Linked DNA regions of Mus musculus: region 2 is linked to region 1. A link is a loop called in an ENCODE intact Hi-C map of the cell type or tissue named here. Cell type or tissue: heart. All regions are shown on one strand.

Region 1 (8,000 bases):
TATAAAGAAAAAGAGTTTATTTTGAGCTGTCTGCAGAGCAATCTTAGAGAAAATGACAGCTCTGCAACCACCAAGTCTCAGGTAGGGGAGGCTACAGTGGAAGCAACCAAACCCACGAAATGTCAAGAAGGCACCTGCCCACGAGTCCTGTCCTGGCTCTCACTTGGAGTTTTTGCATGCTTTGCTAGGGATTGTGACTATGGTGAGCAAGAAGAGTGGCTGGGTCTGCAGATACTATCTAAGCACCCACTACCTGGAGGGCCTCCTCCCACTACATCTGGAGCATAGGACTACTTTGGATGGAGGCAAAACTGTGACTTGAGCGCCCCCTGCTGCCTGGGAGCCTGCCATTGTCAGTACCTGAAAAACAGTACCCATGTCAGAGTAATTAATTCTGTGGCAACTCCAGCTCAGGTAAAAGAGATCAAACCAGCTCTTCCAGCAGTGTTCTGCAGGGCACCAATACAAAGGACAGGTCCCTTGAGTCTGGAAGGTCAAGGAGTAGGGGCTAAAACATGGGCTTTACCCAGGGACAGAGATCAGGTATACAGGACAGGCAGTGCCGGCCCACAGATAGGAAAATGTGGGAGCCAAAGGAAGATCAATGTGCAAGCAACAAGAGATGGTTTAGGGCCAGCCAGGCTACTCAGTGAAACCCTGTCTCAGAAAGCAAAACAAGGGCCAGCAAGATGACTCAATGAATAAAGATACATACCACCAAGCTTGCCGAGTTTGATACCTGGAACTCACACAGGAGGAGGAGAGAACAGAATCCCACAAGTTGTCCTCTGACCGCCACACTCACGCTGTGGCACAAGCATGCACACAAGCACACACGCACATGTACACACATGCACAAATGTGGGTCCTTCCTTCCTGCACTGCCCTCCAGGCTGGTTCCCAGGCCCCAAGCCAGCTGCCACTTGTTGGCAACAGCCATCCTGTGGAGTTAAGCTGCACCCCTACAAGGAGGATTGTCCCAGCTGGGCTTATGACAGTTTATATACTCTCATGGAGGGTCGGGGAGGGTCACAAGCCCCCTCACCTGAGTATCCAGTCTCTCCCTAACACGTGGTATATGTAACTGCTGAGCTGTACATGGCCTGAGGAGGAGCTAGAGTATGTAGGCTAAGGATGTTGAGATGAGGGGAGGGAGCTTCATCTATGAACTATGGGGAAGACCTTATCTTTGCTGAGTAGTTTTTTCAGGCATGGCCTGTTGAGGGAACTGTAACTAACCCCTTATCTATGCTCTGTAAGGAGGTCTGTCTTAGGGTTCCCATTGCTATGATGAAACACCATGGCCAAAGCAACTTGAGGAGAAAAGGGTTTATTTGGCTTACACTTCCATATCACTGTTCATCATCAAAGGAAATCAGGAAAGGAATTCGAGCAGGGCAGGATCTGATGCAGAGGCCATGGAGGGATGCTACTTACTGGCTTGCTCCTCATAGCTTGCTTGGTCTGCTTTCCTATAGAACCCAGGACCACCAGCCTAGGGGTGGCACCACGCACAGTGGCTGAGCCTCCCCCCATCAACCACTAATGAAGAAAATACCCTCCAGGCTTGCCTGCAGTCCACTCTTCTGGAGACATTTCTCACTTGAGGCTCCCTTCTCTCTCATGACTTTAGCTGTGTCAAGCTGACATAAAATGAGCCAGCACAGAGCCCAATAAGCTCACTGGTTCTCCAGAGTGGGTGTGGAGGGAATCTGGCCTTGGACTATAACTAGAACCTCAGGAGAAGGGGTTAAATCATGTTTACATCTCCCTCTGGGAAGGAATTTTAACACCAACATCATATAAACAGTGTGGGGTGACAGGTGGTTGGAAGGACAGGTGACCAGCACCTGCAGTGTCTTGAGAGGCACAAGTGACCAACATGCAATCAGGACTTGCCTGCTAGGACAATGTCCTTAGAGTCATCCTCACACCCTTATGGTCTTGGACACAATACTGGCATCTTGCTAAGGAAGAAATGCTGCCATTCCTGCACAGCAGCAATTTTGCCACCTCCATATGGAGTAAAGACACCTGGGTCTCCTGAGTATGTACTAAAGGGCCTAGTACCAAAAGCTCAGTATGGGATCATTGGGTGGACTCAGAACAAGGCAGATAAACAGCCAGGAGACCTCAAGGTATGGTGACTACTGTAGGCCCGAATGTCAGTGTGATCAGAGTCAGGCCTTGGAGGATGACAAGGCTTCCCCCATACTTGCACGGTGATCCCACAACAGCTACAAGACTAAATGCAGTGTGAGCAAAATCTCTTATTTCCCCAGTGCACAAAGAACTATGATTTTCAATGCAAGGTGGTTCCTGTCCACCTCTTCAGTGCCAGAGAACATCACAGTTCAACTCATGGAAGATCAGTCAAGGAGAATTGGAGATACCCAGACACACAAAGCTTTAAGGGACATAGGCTTCCCATGGGAGGTCTATACATCCCTTCTGGCTGCTCCCTGGTTATGCCTCCCTCTCCCAACTTCAGGCTCTGCTGAGGCTTCAGTTCTGATTTCTTCCTGGGGCTGGTCCTGCAACCTCTCATCACCTGGGCCGGAACAAAGCATCAGTCTTCAGGACCAGACCTGCTCCAACCATGAGGGTCCTGTGTACAGGCGGCAGTGGTGGTTTTCTCTCCTGGCTGTCAGCATGCCAGGCTAAACACCACCAGCGGGGCAGCTGCTTCAACCTAGGTTTCCCCACGTCTTCCCTTCCTGTGTGGCGCAGTGGCTCTGTCTGTTTTGCTTCCTAGTAGCTGCAGGATTTTTGAAAAGCAGCAAATCCATACATGAACAAAGGCTCCTTAATAAATTATTAGAGATGGCTGGCCCCACCAGGAAGAGCTTTTCATAAACACTTATATCCCCATCTCTTCACCCCACAAACAGCAAAAGCCAAAGGCATGGATCCTGCTGCAATCAGGATGTAGCCAGTTAGGGGGCCTGATGTCTACTCAGGTAGCTTCTCCTCTGCAGGAATCATACCACCCTCCGTCTCAGCATCCCACTGCTCAAACTGCCACCCAGCCTTGGGAGCTAACCTGCAAGCCAGGCATGGCAAGACTTGGCTGAGCATCAACAAACAAACAAATAGGCTATGAAGATGGTTCAGTCTCCATAGTAAAGTGTTTGCCTTGCAAAGCACAAGGACTCAAGTATTTTTTTTAAAGCCAGTGATGTTGATCTGTTAAGGTGCTATATTGGGAGGCAGAGAAAGCAGACCCCTGAGCCTGAAGCTGGTGGTCAGTGAACAATGGATGAGTAACAGCACAGCACCTGAGGACGGCCTCCAGTCTCTACAAACAAGAGCACACATCAGCACCTAGACAAACACAAAACAAACACAAAGCCTGAAGCTGGTCTTAAATTGCAATTACCTTTGAGTGTGTGTGTGTGTGTGTGTGTCTGTGTATGCCTGTTCACGCATGCGTGCTGAGATGGAACCCAGAGTTTTGCACATGCTAGGCAATTGCTAGTCCAGGACTCTATCACTGAGCCATAATCACAACCCTGAATTACTTTATGATTAATTTCTCTTCTAACATCTGGCTCTCTTTGATGACAAGCACTGGACACTTTCCATCTTAGCACAGCGCAGCATGGTAAGAATGCTTGATGCCACAAGTACTAGGACTTAAGAACAGGCTAAGGAGACAGAGACTGAGACAGAGAGTGGCATCCATGGCTTCCAAATTCCTTTACAGAGCATAGGCATACTCACACTGCATACGCTCAGGCTTAACACAGAGCAGCCTCCCCCCTGCCCCTTACAGCTCCTAGGAGGTCTGCAGGCCCACTCCTGTGTGCCCTCTACCAGGCTGAAGCCCCCAGCTCACCCCATTTACTCTGCCAGATGATCTCACTCTTCTCACAACGCTGCATCTGAAAGACAGGCACACTGGGCATATACAGAAGAGACTCCAATGCAGCCCTAAGGGCAGTCTGCAGGCGCTGCCTCAGACCTCCTCTAAGGCCCTGCTTTCCTTCCCACCAACCCTCCTTACTCCCTTCTTCCCTAGAATTGAGACTAGTCTGTCCAGACCACTCCCACCGCCTCTCTGGCCTTCACCTCACCCATCTTCTCAGGCATACCTGCAAAGTCTGACCTAGCTATGTCTTTGCCTCCTCAGATCCACACAGAACAACCACCAGCTCGGGGACAAACACAAAACTATGGCACCAACTTAAAGATGGAAAACTGATTTGGGTTCACAATTTCATAAGTTTTAGTTCGTGGACAACAGATGCAGAGGGGTATGGAAAAGCGAAGTTCTGCACTTCACGGGGGCCAGCAAGAAGAAAGACTGAGAAAGAGCCAGGAGAGGGAGAATGAAAATGGAGAGCAAGAAAGAGAGGGGGAAGGGTGGGACAGACAGGGAAATCAAACAGCTCCTAAGGATTCATCCCACATGTGACTGGCTCCTCCAGCTAAGCCACACCTACTCTAAGTCCCACCCACTGTGGCTAAGCCCCACTTCCTCCAGCTAAGCCACACCCGGTAAAAATCCTAGCACCTCTTAAACTAGCACCAAGCACCAAGACATAGGGATAAAAATCTTCAACCCATGAGCTGGAGGGTGCATTTCAATCTCAATCCATACCTAAAAATGGTTAAAATGGCAAGCTGCATCATGTGCATTTTCCCACAATAAAAAATTTAAGTACAGATCTTTTCTCCTCTTGGCCCTTTGAATTTCCACAAAAATTTTATAAAAATAATCTTAAATTCGGTAAACACCTGCTGGGATTTTTATTAAAGCTGCACTGAAGCACAATAGCAGAGTAACTCAGACGGTTTTTACGTTAGGGGAAACAAATCAAGCACAGCGAGGCCAAGGCCAATGAACTCAGTCTGTGAAGCCCGAAGCCTGCTTGCACAAAGGTGGAGGGTAGGATGGGGCTCCAGAGGCACCATCAATTCAGGGCAAAGCTGGAGCGTAGCTAAAGGACATAGCATTACACTTAGAAAAAGAGTTAAGAGGGGTGTGTGTGTGTGTGTGTGTGTGTGTGTGTGTGTATACCACAACACACACGTGGAGGTCAGAGGACAACTTGTAAGAACTGGGCCTCTTTCCACCATATGGGTTAGGGATCAAACTCAGGTTTCCCGGCTTGACAGCAAGCATCTTTAAGACCTTCTGAACTATCTCACTGATCCATTATCCAGGATGGTTTTTTAAATTAACAAGAAATTTAATGTTAAATGTTCTTACCATACACACACACAAAAAAATCACTATATTTGGTTACATGGAATATCAATTAATACCTCAAGACATGATATTGTACATGATAAAAATATATAACTGTATGTCAACTTAAACTTGCAAAAGAATGCATTGCATTGAATCCCCGATCCTTTCCTAGCTGTGTTCACAACTGACTTTTGTATCCATGTACCCAGCAGCCTTGCTAATCTCCTCACTACTCTGAGTAACTGGCCATCACTTGGAATTTTCTGTTAAAACTTTTTTATTTATTTTTTGCAAGCACTTCATATGTCTGTTGTTTTTAATCTCTGTGTGTCTCAACAATAATACCAGTAAAAACTTAAATGGAAAGTAGAAGCAGACACTGTCTTGGCTGGTCTTAGGATAGCTTAGTATATAATGTGTGCCATGCCACACCATGCCACACCATGACACAGGCCATTCGGAGAACTTGGTGGGACCTTGGATGCTCCTTTTCATTCTTACATTGTTAGCTTTTGTTCATCATATATGGACAATGAACTATACCAAATGCGTTTTCTGCCTGTTTAGCTAATATGTAACTATTTCCTACTTTACTCTGTTAATGTGGTAAGTCACACACTCTAGGGGGAGGGAGGATTAAAATTTTAAATATCAAATAATGTACCCCTAAAATAAAAACTGCTGCACTCTGATTGCTAATATCTTGCTTGGGATTCTCACAGGTAGTATTAGCCAATCTTCTAAACTTTCTCCTCAGAGCATTTGGTTCCAAGGTTATAGTGGCCTCCTATAAACCAGCTAAGAATAAAGTACCCCCTTTATCTACTGTTAGATAACTGCTGCTTTACTCTCGATTACTGCCCTGCTCCTGCTCCTATTCTTTGGCTCGTGTCCAACCTGAGATGACATTCCACTCTCCTTGTCGCACACTGTTGGGGCTGGGGAGACAGCCCAATCTATACAGGCCTGTCCACTAGAGTGAGGACCTGATTTCAGATTACCAGCCCCTACATAACGGCTGGGCACGGTGCTACACATCTTCAACCCCAGTGCTCGGAGGGCAGAGACAAGACTTCTGGAGCTCACTAGCCAGCTAGCCTAGCAGAATCAATGAGTTTCAGTGAGAAAACTAGCCTCAAATATAAAGTGAAGGCAGACCAAGAAGGACACCAGATGCCAACTTCTGACCTCCATATGCAAGCACATGTGCATACAACTCACATGAACATGTACATACACTCCCCCGCCACACACACATGCATGCACACACAAAAAAGAAAAACTATAAGAAAGTTAAATTAGTAATCCCTCACTGGTGTTTTGAGTCACGTGAGAACTACTCTGGGGAGGAGGATCACTTGGGGCAGTTCCAGAGGACTGCAGCCCATCACGGTGGGGACCAAGTGTTTGAGATTCACAGTGGCAGTAATGTGTGTCAGTGGCTGTTCACATGGTAGTAAGCCAAGAATGAGAGCACAAAGGTGGAACCAAGGCCAGGTGGAACCTTCAAAGAGCCGCAACTAGGCCCTAACTTCTGTGGATGGGGCCTCTAACAGCTTCCCAAAGTAGTTTTAGCAGCTAAGGACCAAGCATTCAAAACCTGAGCCTCTGCGGGGCATTCCAGGTTCAAACCTAACAGGTTTTAGCCACGCCCTGCATGTTTAGGCAGGTGGTTACTTCCAGTGCTGTTCCGTTCAAAGCACTTCCTAATATACATGGGGATGTCTTCTTTGAACCGGATGAGTTAGCAAGGAATGGCTCACTGAGCTGACAGATGCCGCTGTTTCTAGCCTGCCTGCAATGAGGCTGTGCACCCTTTGTCACTCACTCTGCTGAGACTTGCTTTACAGCATGAGCTCAGCTTTGCAACCGTCATGAGGGTATAATGAGAAAGCACTAGGCACCAAGTCACAGCAACGGGGGAAGAGACTAATGTGTCAAGAGTGACTGAGCACCGTGAAAGCAAATGGTGGGAGAGACAGAACTAAGTTCAGCACCATTCCATCCCTGCAGCCCGAGGGCTGGCAGGCAAAGGCCTCCAGAGACCCAGGTAAGAGACAGAACGATTGGCTCCAGTACACTTCCCTCATAGAGGGCAGAGCAAAGTGCCCCTAGGTGCCGGCTGGCTGGCAGCTACCAAGGCTATTGCTTAGTCAAGACAAAAGAAATCAAGGTAGATGATCAGGAGGCCAAGTAAAGACATTTTCAACTTGCGAACTTAAGCTGCTTCTCAAACTGGAAATCACTAATTATGGGAAAGATCAGGAGACAATCAAGAAGGTTCTATGACACCAAGGCAAGTGTCATCAATAGCAATGCCTCAGTTTCCCCTAGTGTTTAACTTGGCAGAATCTAGAATCTCCTGGGAGATGGGCTTCTGGACATGTCTGTGGAGGATTATCATAATTATGCTATTTGAAATTGACTGGAGAACCCCATCTTTTTGTTTTGTTGGTTGGTTGGTTTTGGTTTTTGTAGACAGGGTTTGTGTAGTTCTAGCTGTCTGCGTCTTGGAACTCACTCTGTAGACCAAGGTGATCTCAAAAGCAGAGATCTGTCTACCTCTGCCTCCTGAGTGTTGGGATCAAAGGCCTACGCCACCACTGCCCAGCTGGGAACCCCATCTTAATCACGGACGAGGCCATTCCCTGCAGAAGATCCAGGTGTATAAAATTGAGAAAGCCAGTTGAGAACTAGCATGACAAAGTCATCACTCCCTGCCATCAGCTCCTGCCACCATGACTCCTCTGCTCTGATGACCCATAACCTTGAGCTGTGAGCCAGAATAAATCCTTTCTCCCCT
Region 2 (8,000 bases), 370 kb before region 1:
AGAAAAGATCATCCTGAGTGAGGTAACCCAGACCCAGAAAGATAAACATAATATGTACTCACTTATCAGTAGACATTAGCTGTTAAAGTAAAACACAGTAATGACACAACCCACAGACCCAGAGAGGCTAAGTAACAAGGAGGGCTCTAGGGTGGGACTCGTGGACCTCCCTGGGAAGGGGAAATAGAATATATTTCATGGGTGGACTGGGGGCTGGTGGGAATGGAAACAGGAGAGATCAGGTTGTGAGCAAGAGAGATGAAGGAGAGAGTAGTGGGGGAGATGACTGAAATGGACGGGGACTTGGGGGTGTGGTAGACACTTAGTGCAGTAGAAATTCCCTGAAATCTATGACAATGACCATAGAGAAATCTCCTAGTAGTGGAGAATACAGAGTTGGAATTCGTCATCTTCTACAATCAGGCAAGGCACCTAGAGGTGGGACTGGGACATCAACCCAGCCGAAAGCTTTGACCTACAATCTGCCCTGCCTGCAAGACTGTGCTGGGGCAAGGGTGGCACAGAACTTGTGGGAGTGGTCAATCCCTGATCCCACTTTTGGCCCATGCCACTAAGAGGGAGCCCAAACCTGACACTGCCTGGATGGGCAGGAACCAGAGGCAGGACAGCCCAGAACCCAGGATAGAACCAAACAGGGCTGTCAAAAAGATCAAGGAAATGATTTTTCTGCTATACTCATATATGGGTGCTTAGCCCAGTTGTCATCAGAGGGGTGTCACCCAGCAATGGATGGGAGCAGATGCAGAGACCCACAGCCAAACACTAGATGGAGCCAGGGGAACCCTGAAATGTAGGAGCCAGAGGGGTTGAGGACACACCGAGAACATGGCCACAGAATCAACTAAGTGGGGCTCACAGGGGCTCACAGAAGCTAGAGACAAACACAGACCCTGTATGGTCTGAGTTAGGTCCTCTGAATATGCCTTATGATTGTGTGGTTTGGTGGTTTTGTGAGACTCCCAACAATGGGAGTGGGGGCTGATTCTGACTCTTGCCTGCAGTTGGGACCACATCCAGCTGTGATATGAAGGTCTGTGCCCAGTCTTACTGTATCTTGTTAGGCTATGTTTGGTGGATATACTTGGGAAGCCTGTTTCCCTCTCCTCCTCCCCCTCCCCTCCCCCCTTCCCCCTCCCCCTCCTCCCTCCTCCCCCCCTCTCTCTCCTTCTCTCTCTTTCCTTTTTTGGAAGGGAAACAAAGGAAGACTTGATCAGAGGGAAAGAGGTGGTGGGGGAGGGACTGGGAGAAGTGGAGGGAGGGGAAACTGTGGTCAAGATGTAATGAATGAGAGAATAAAGGTTTAAAAGTTACCTTTACAGAGCCTGAGTGGGAATCCTGCCCCCCCAGGAGCAGCCTAGGCCATCCAGGGCCTGGACTCTGCTCTGTTTCTAAGTGTGGTCTGGGGACCTTGTTCACTTGAATGGAGAGGGCCTTTGGACAACCTGGCTACAATCTTGAGGCCTTCTCTTACATAACCTCCAGGGTAGGATGGTGTCCTCCTGTGAGCCTCTTTCCTCACAGATAACCTTGTTCCTACTTACCATTGGCACCATAGACAGGGTAGGTAGACCACTGCATCCTTCCTCCGAGGTCCCCCAGGCCCACTGTCCTGAATCCTCTCACCAACCTCACTGTCCCTTTTCCACTGGTCTTCATCTTCTGTCCCTCTGTCCCACACAAAGCCCACAGCTCTGGGCTTTGAGTACCCCATTAGAACTACTCAAAAGGGCCAGAAATAGCCCAAGACCAGGATGAAGCACCAGGATCGCTGGGAGTAAGAGGGTGGGATGGGGGTTTGGCATCAATTGCACACTTCAGAACCTACAGAGAACCCTCGCAGGGTCCTTGCATTCTGGGGTCGTCGTCGTGGACCTACCTCCCCATGGGTCTGTCTCCAGGGCCTGGTGTCTCTCTACACTGCCTAGGGGATACACATTGACCCAGAGCAGAAGATGTACAACAGCAGCTCTGGCCTTTCTCCTGAGGGCCACTAGAGATAGATGACTGATCTGAACAGCTCAGGTACCCCTCGCCCCACCCCCACGTAGCTCCCTGTTCTATCTTGTTTCTGTCCTTTACTTTTTTCTCAGCCACTCAGAGCTTTTTTGGTTAGTTTTGCTTTGTGGTACTGGATACAGGTGAGGCCAGCATTCCACCTTCAAGTTCTGGCCCAGTGCTCATGGTTTGGTAGGCAGCAGGTATGTGTTAGTTGGGTTACCTTGTTTGGACTTGGCAGACCTGCATCTTGGAGCTGGTGGCTTCCTGCACTGTGAACCAGCTTCCTCAGTGTTTTTTCATGATCATTTGGAATTCTGAAGGCAGAGTGACCCAGTGTTCACTTGTGTCCTTCTGCTCTGCTCTGTAAGGACAGCTGGGGAGAAAGGTCAGGGGGCCTTAGGGCCTTCGTGTCAGGCCATCTGCTTCAGGTCTTACTGAAGCAGCAGGCTTCTCCTCTTCCCCCACTCCAGGTGCTAGGGGCCATCAGTAAACCCATCTCTGTGAGCCCAGAGCAGTCCTATCTGGCCAGGACTTGAAGGGCCTTTACTGTTGTTTCCTGATCTGATACAGTGGAAGGAGAAGGAGCTGGTTTTACACTTCGAAGCAGAACCTTGGGATGCAGAGCAGGGGCGTGGGGCACCAGTGCACACGTGTCTTCTCCCCTCTTTCCTGGGCAGGGCTTAGCTGCCCGTTTGTTCAGTGATCTTTCCCTTCCCTCCTGTACGGAGACAGGGTCGGCTGTCCTCCTGCACAGGAGTCAGGGTCAGCTCCCCTCCTGCGCAGGGGTCAGGGTCGGCTGTCCTCCTGCACAGGGGTTAGTCAGTTCCTCTGCTCTCTTCTGTGCAGGGATCAGGAGTCAGACATCCTGTGCAGAGGCCAGAATCTGCTTCCCTCTTGTACAGAGATCAGGACCAGCCCCTCTCTTTCCTCCCAGGGAGGGATCAGGGTCAGTCCCCTTTCTTGTGAAGAGATTGGGGTCAGCTCCCCATCTGTGCAGGGTCAGGGTCAGCTCCCCCCAGCCTCAGTTTCTGCATAGGGATGGAAGCACTGTGCATGTGTGCTCTTCCAAGGAGGGAATGCTGTGACATCCCCTTGTGCCAGAGAAAGTGAAAGGCAAAGATCCTGAGTTTACCTTCCAGGCTCATACAACCCAAGCCCTGCGGTCCCATTGGTATCCAGTGGAATCCCTTCTCTTGCTCCACTCTCTTCCTCCTCACCTTTGCAAGGGGAAACGAGTCTAGCTCCCCCTGAGACTAGTCAGCAGGGGGCAGCAAAGCTCTCCCTCAAACAAGGGACTATGTTCCCTTTAGCCAACTCCAACAACCACTGGAGGAAGTAGACTCTGGGTGGCATGTGTGTGCAGCTCTCAGAGAAATACCTGGGGGAGGGGGAGGTACATGGGAACCCAGTAGGAGCTAAGCCAGGCAGACAGACGGATACAGGCCTGAATTTAGGGGTGTTTTTATAGATACATGTGATATATAAAATATTAGAATGTAAGGGATATATAAAATATCAACTATCATCTATTTTCTATCTTCCTACTTCTGCTACTCTGGAGGACTCCACTTAATACAGCTAGTGTCACCATTGCTTTGATGTTCAGCATTCTGAAACTTGACTTAATTTACATAAAGCACCAGGGCAGGTGAACTGAAACCCAGCACTCTGGTAGAAGTCAGAGCTGGGACCGGAAAGGCGGCTCAGTGGTTAAGAGCTTGTAATGATCTTGCAGAGGACTGGACTTCAGTTCTCAGCACCCTCAGGACCGCTTGCATCTCCAGCTCCAGGAGGATCTGACTCCTCTGTCCTCCACAGGTACCTGCATCCAGGAACCCCCTTCCTCCCCCCACCCCCCAAGACACATAACTAAGCAAATCAGGATTAGGTCAACCTTGGTAGACAGGTGACCAAGGGGTGGGGGCTAGAGAGCTAGCATCTTCACTTTTCTTTTTCTCTCCTCACATGGCACTAACTGAGCCTTTTCATCCACACACAAGAAGCAGAGAGAAGGAGAAGCCGGCCTGCAGTGATGCACTTCTGTCAGCCAGGCTCCATCAATGTTCCATAGCCTCCTCAAACCCTGCCACCAACTGGGAAACCACAGGTTCAAACACACGAGCCCATGGAAAACATTCTTCATTCCAATGACTGCAGTCGCCCTGCCAGTCAAGGGTAGATCTGACAGGGTTTTTTTTTTTTTTTTTTTTTTTTTTGTTCTCTCTTTTTTTCCTTTCCTTTCTTCGAGATAGGGTTTCTCTGTGTAGCCCTGGCTGTCCTGGAACTCACTCTGTAGACCAGACTGGCCTCAAACTCAGAAATCCACCTGCCTTTGCCTCCCAAGTGCTAAGATTAAAGGCGTGCACCACCACTGCCTAGCTTTTTTTGTTTTTTAAATTTTATTTATTTTATATATGTGAGTACACTGTAGCTGTCTTCAGACACATCAGAAGAGGACATCAGAGCCCAGTACAAATGGCTGTGAGCCGCCATGTGGTTACTGGGAATTGAACTCAGGACCTCTGGAAGAGCAATCAGTGCTCTAAACCTCTGAGCCGATCTGGCAATTCTTGGTAGTTGTTTTCTTTCATGTCCTTGCCAGCTGTGGACACATGCAGAGGGACTAGCTTGAGGTCATTTACTGCTTCTGAGGACTGTACAGAAAGGGTACCACTGCACAGGCCCCCAGGCATGATGAGGCTGTGTCTCACTCTGGCGGTACATTCACGCTCATGGCGCTTAATGCTCTTACTCCCTTTCCTGTACAAATGTGCAAGTCTCCTGGTGGTTAGTGAAAGCTGGTGGGTGGCCCTGAAGTCACCCCTGCTATGGCCAAACATGGACTAAGTGAGGCAGCTTCACACAGCGCCACCAGCCGGTGGTGATGCCCATGTGCCCAGCCTTGTGCCAAGTGATAGTCACCTAACGTTCAATTCTCCTGAGCCTAGATAGTGGTGGCTAATGCCTCCCCTCAAGGAAAGCTGAGGTTTCTAAAGGAAATGACTGACTCTGGGCTTGGGACAGGAGACACATTGTAGGGCAAGAAAGCAAGGACAAGGTCAATCAGGTCATGTCCCAGATCACTAGAGCAAGCTGAGAGTCCCCATGGCTATAGCCGGAATGACGGAGAGTAAAGTACCACAAGCCTGCCACCCAGGATGCCAGAGAAAGAGCCACAAGCCCAGGCCACCACAGGAAGTGGCTGAGTTAATGAAAGGGAAGAAAAGATCATCTCCCACACAGAGGAGTGCCACATGAACGTCACCAGTGCTCTGCCCTTGAGGAGGGGACTTGACCCCGACTCTTGGCCATGAGTTGTACATAGCAACTTCCATCTGGAAGAATTAAAACAAAAACAAAAATAAAAACGGTGACATTACTGTCCTTGTCTAGGCTATCCAAGTCCACAGCACCAGTGAGGAGTCAGGCTGATGAGGTGGCCTCAGTAGGAAGACAGTGGTATGCGACCTCTCTTCCTTCTCTCAGGAGCCCACAACCCCACCAGGAGGGACAGGCTGGACAAGTTCCACCGAGGGATGGAATTCCTGTTGGGCCTCACCCAGCATGTCTCAGGCTGTCAAGGACAATTTATGCAGAGGACTGTTACCTCCATGAGGAGCCCCAAGGAACCTGGTGCCTCAGTGCCAGGTGTGGTCCTGAGCCAGAAGGACAGTATGTAGAAACGGGCTCTGGGTGTTGTGTAGTCTTCTGTTCATTGTCAGCATGTATATTGGTTCCTGAGCTCTGACAATATGGCTTTCTCTGAGCTGCCCCAGTAGGGGCATGGGGCCAGAAGGGAACTTGGAACTGTATACCTAATTTTGTTGCAGATACAGAAATGGCCAAAAACCAAGTTTGTTCTCTATGTCATCTGTGTGCTGAGGAAGGTTTTGGAAAGGCAGGGAGATTACAGGGGTGTGGGAAGGGAGTCTGCAGTGGCCTTCTTCTGGCTGCATCCAGAATTCAGGAGTGGTTAACACCATTCACGAGAGGGCCATAGACAGAGTAATATTCTGTTCACAGAGAGATTTCAAATGACCATCATCGACAGCCACAGGTGAGCCATGCTTAAAGCCTGGGTGCATAGGAAGGTCTCTCATAAGCATCTGGGATCTCCATTTACAGTAAACGACACTTCTTAGCTCTGGTGTGACACATGGCTCTGTTTTATCAGAGGATAAACCTATCCAAGGCATCTCAGGAGCCACCCAATGACCTCATTCGCCAGAGAGAGGAAGAAGAAAGGGTCCTGGAGACGCCTTTGAGACAGAGCAGCAGACACTACAGAGGGTGAGCACACGGCTACCACGAAGGCGTTTAGGCATGGCTCTCTCCTGAGAAGCCCACATCCACATAGGGCACGTGCTGTCCTTTCCCAGAGAGCCCCTCTCGCCTCTGTGCTTATGATTAAAATTATGTTAAAGTCTTTTAATCAACCCCAGCCCTGCCTCACACTGGCTTGTCTTGAAGTTCTTTTCTGGGGTAAAGTTAAGAATCCTGCATTGTCCGAGTGGAGACCTCTGTGAGGCTGCTGTGGGTGGAAACAAGGGGCTAAGTCTGTACCTACACTCCACTGAGGCTCATCAGGCCAGTGCTGATGCCCAAAGCTTGCTGCCATTCTGCAGGCAGAAGTGGGAGGTGCATGCAGGCACAGGCTGAAAGCTACCCAGGTGGCCCCGGAGTCTCCTAACCACACATCTGGTATCACTCTGAGGTTCTGTTTCTGGTTCCGGGGTGCTCTCCTTGAGCACTCCAATCTGAGTGACTAGATCCGTCTCCTGCCCCAGTCCTTCTCCTGCCCATGTCTCTACGATGCTCCTTTTGGCTCTCCCATTCACAGCCATCTCTCTCCTGTGCAGTCATTGCATACTCAGTCTCTCTGGCTCACTTCCTTGTCCACTCTGGTTCCCTAGACATGCTGGCTGCTCCCCCACCCCACTGCCCCCGATGGTTCTTGCCCAGGCTGAGGACCAGAGCCTCTCTGGTGAGGACTTCAGTGTACCCTTGGCAACCTGTCCAAAGGCACCAGTCCAAGCAGCCATCTCCCCTCCTGCACACACACAAACTGTTGATCCTACCTCTGCTAGAATCTTTAAATTGGATTTTATTGATTGTATGTCAACGGTAGGGTGGGTGTGGCTGGCTCTGCCTCAGCCTGGCCTGGCTTAGAAAACAGGGACCTGGGACAGGAGTAGGAGAGGGCTCCCACGTGACTGGCATTAAAAGGTTGTCCCCTGTTTATAAAAAAGTGGGCCTGGACTGACAGACACTCCTGTCTGATTGTCCCAGAATTAATTACATTGGCCACCTTCCCTTGGGCTGTCTCTTGAACTCTTCCACTCCAGCCAGCATTGGTCACCTGCAATGGTACCCACCTGAAGTTCCTAGCAAGGTGACCTCCATAGTGACCCAGGTAACTGCCACTGAAGCCTCTACTCGATTGGGCGGACCCCCGACTCGCCTGTCATCCAGTGGGCTGCCTCTACAGAACACACCACTGTCTCTAGAGCAGATCTCACAACCCATGGCCAGGGGTCCTAGAGAGCAGAGCCCTTCATGTACGGGGGACCAGGTGAGGCTCAGGGTCAGCCTGGGAAGGCAAGGCTCATGTATTCAGACTTGAAGGCCAGCAAAGCTCCAGAGAGGGCATGGCAAGCTCAGAGGACTGTCTGCAGTGGGGACAGCAGAGGAGACACGATGACTTGTGAATGCTTTCGGGATGTGCGCCACCATGAGATGATGATGATGAGACATCAGGAGTTCAGAATCATGAGGACCGTGCTCTGTGCTGGGCTCAGGCTGGACCGGCTTATGGCCTAGCTGCATGGAGTCCCTTCTAGTCCTTTGAGATTGAGAATACCAACCCTGCCTCATGAGAGAGGAGACAGAGGCACGACATGCAGCTCTCAGGGGATGGAGCCATGCCAAGAAACTGTAAATGTATCCTGCATAACAGGGAGCCATGGAAGACTCTTCAGCGA

Evidence for each region. Peaks named below come from ENCODE experiments on the same cell type or tissue, not always from the same donor. Only the 100,000 strongest peaks of a DNase experiment are listed, where the experiment ranks them.
Region 2: it touches region 1 in a loop (8-fold over the local background); 3 of 42 quality-filtered maps call a loop at or near these places.

The regions. Positions count from the first base shown.
Region 1 is chr5:34,978,384-34,986,383 of GRCm38, reverse strand. All of the region lies in intron 3 of Rgs12 (regulator of G-protein signaling 12), which reads right to left. Among named protein-coding and RNA genes, the nearest start is that of Rgs12, 33 kb to the right of the region's middle. In heart, no CTCF peak of the experiment used is centred here; a DNase peak (open chromatin) is centred at 323; H3K27ac peaks cover 2,639 bases.
Region 2 is chr5:35,344,287-35,352,286 of GRCm38, reverse strand. No RefSeq gene overlaps it. Among named protein-coding and RNA genes, the nearest start is that of 4930478P22Rik, 13 kb to the left of the region's middle. In heart, a CTCF peak has its summit at 3,283 (motif pointing right); a DNase peak (open chromatin) is centred at 3,316; H3K27me3 peaks cover 4,859 bases.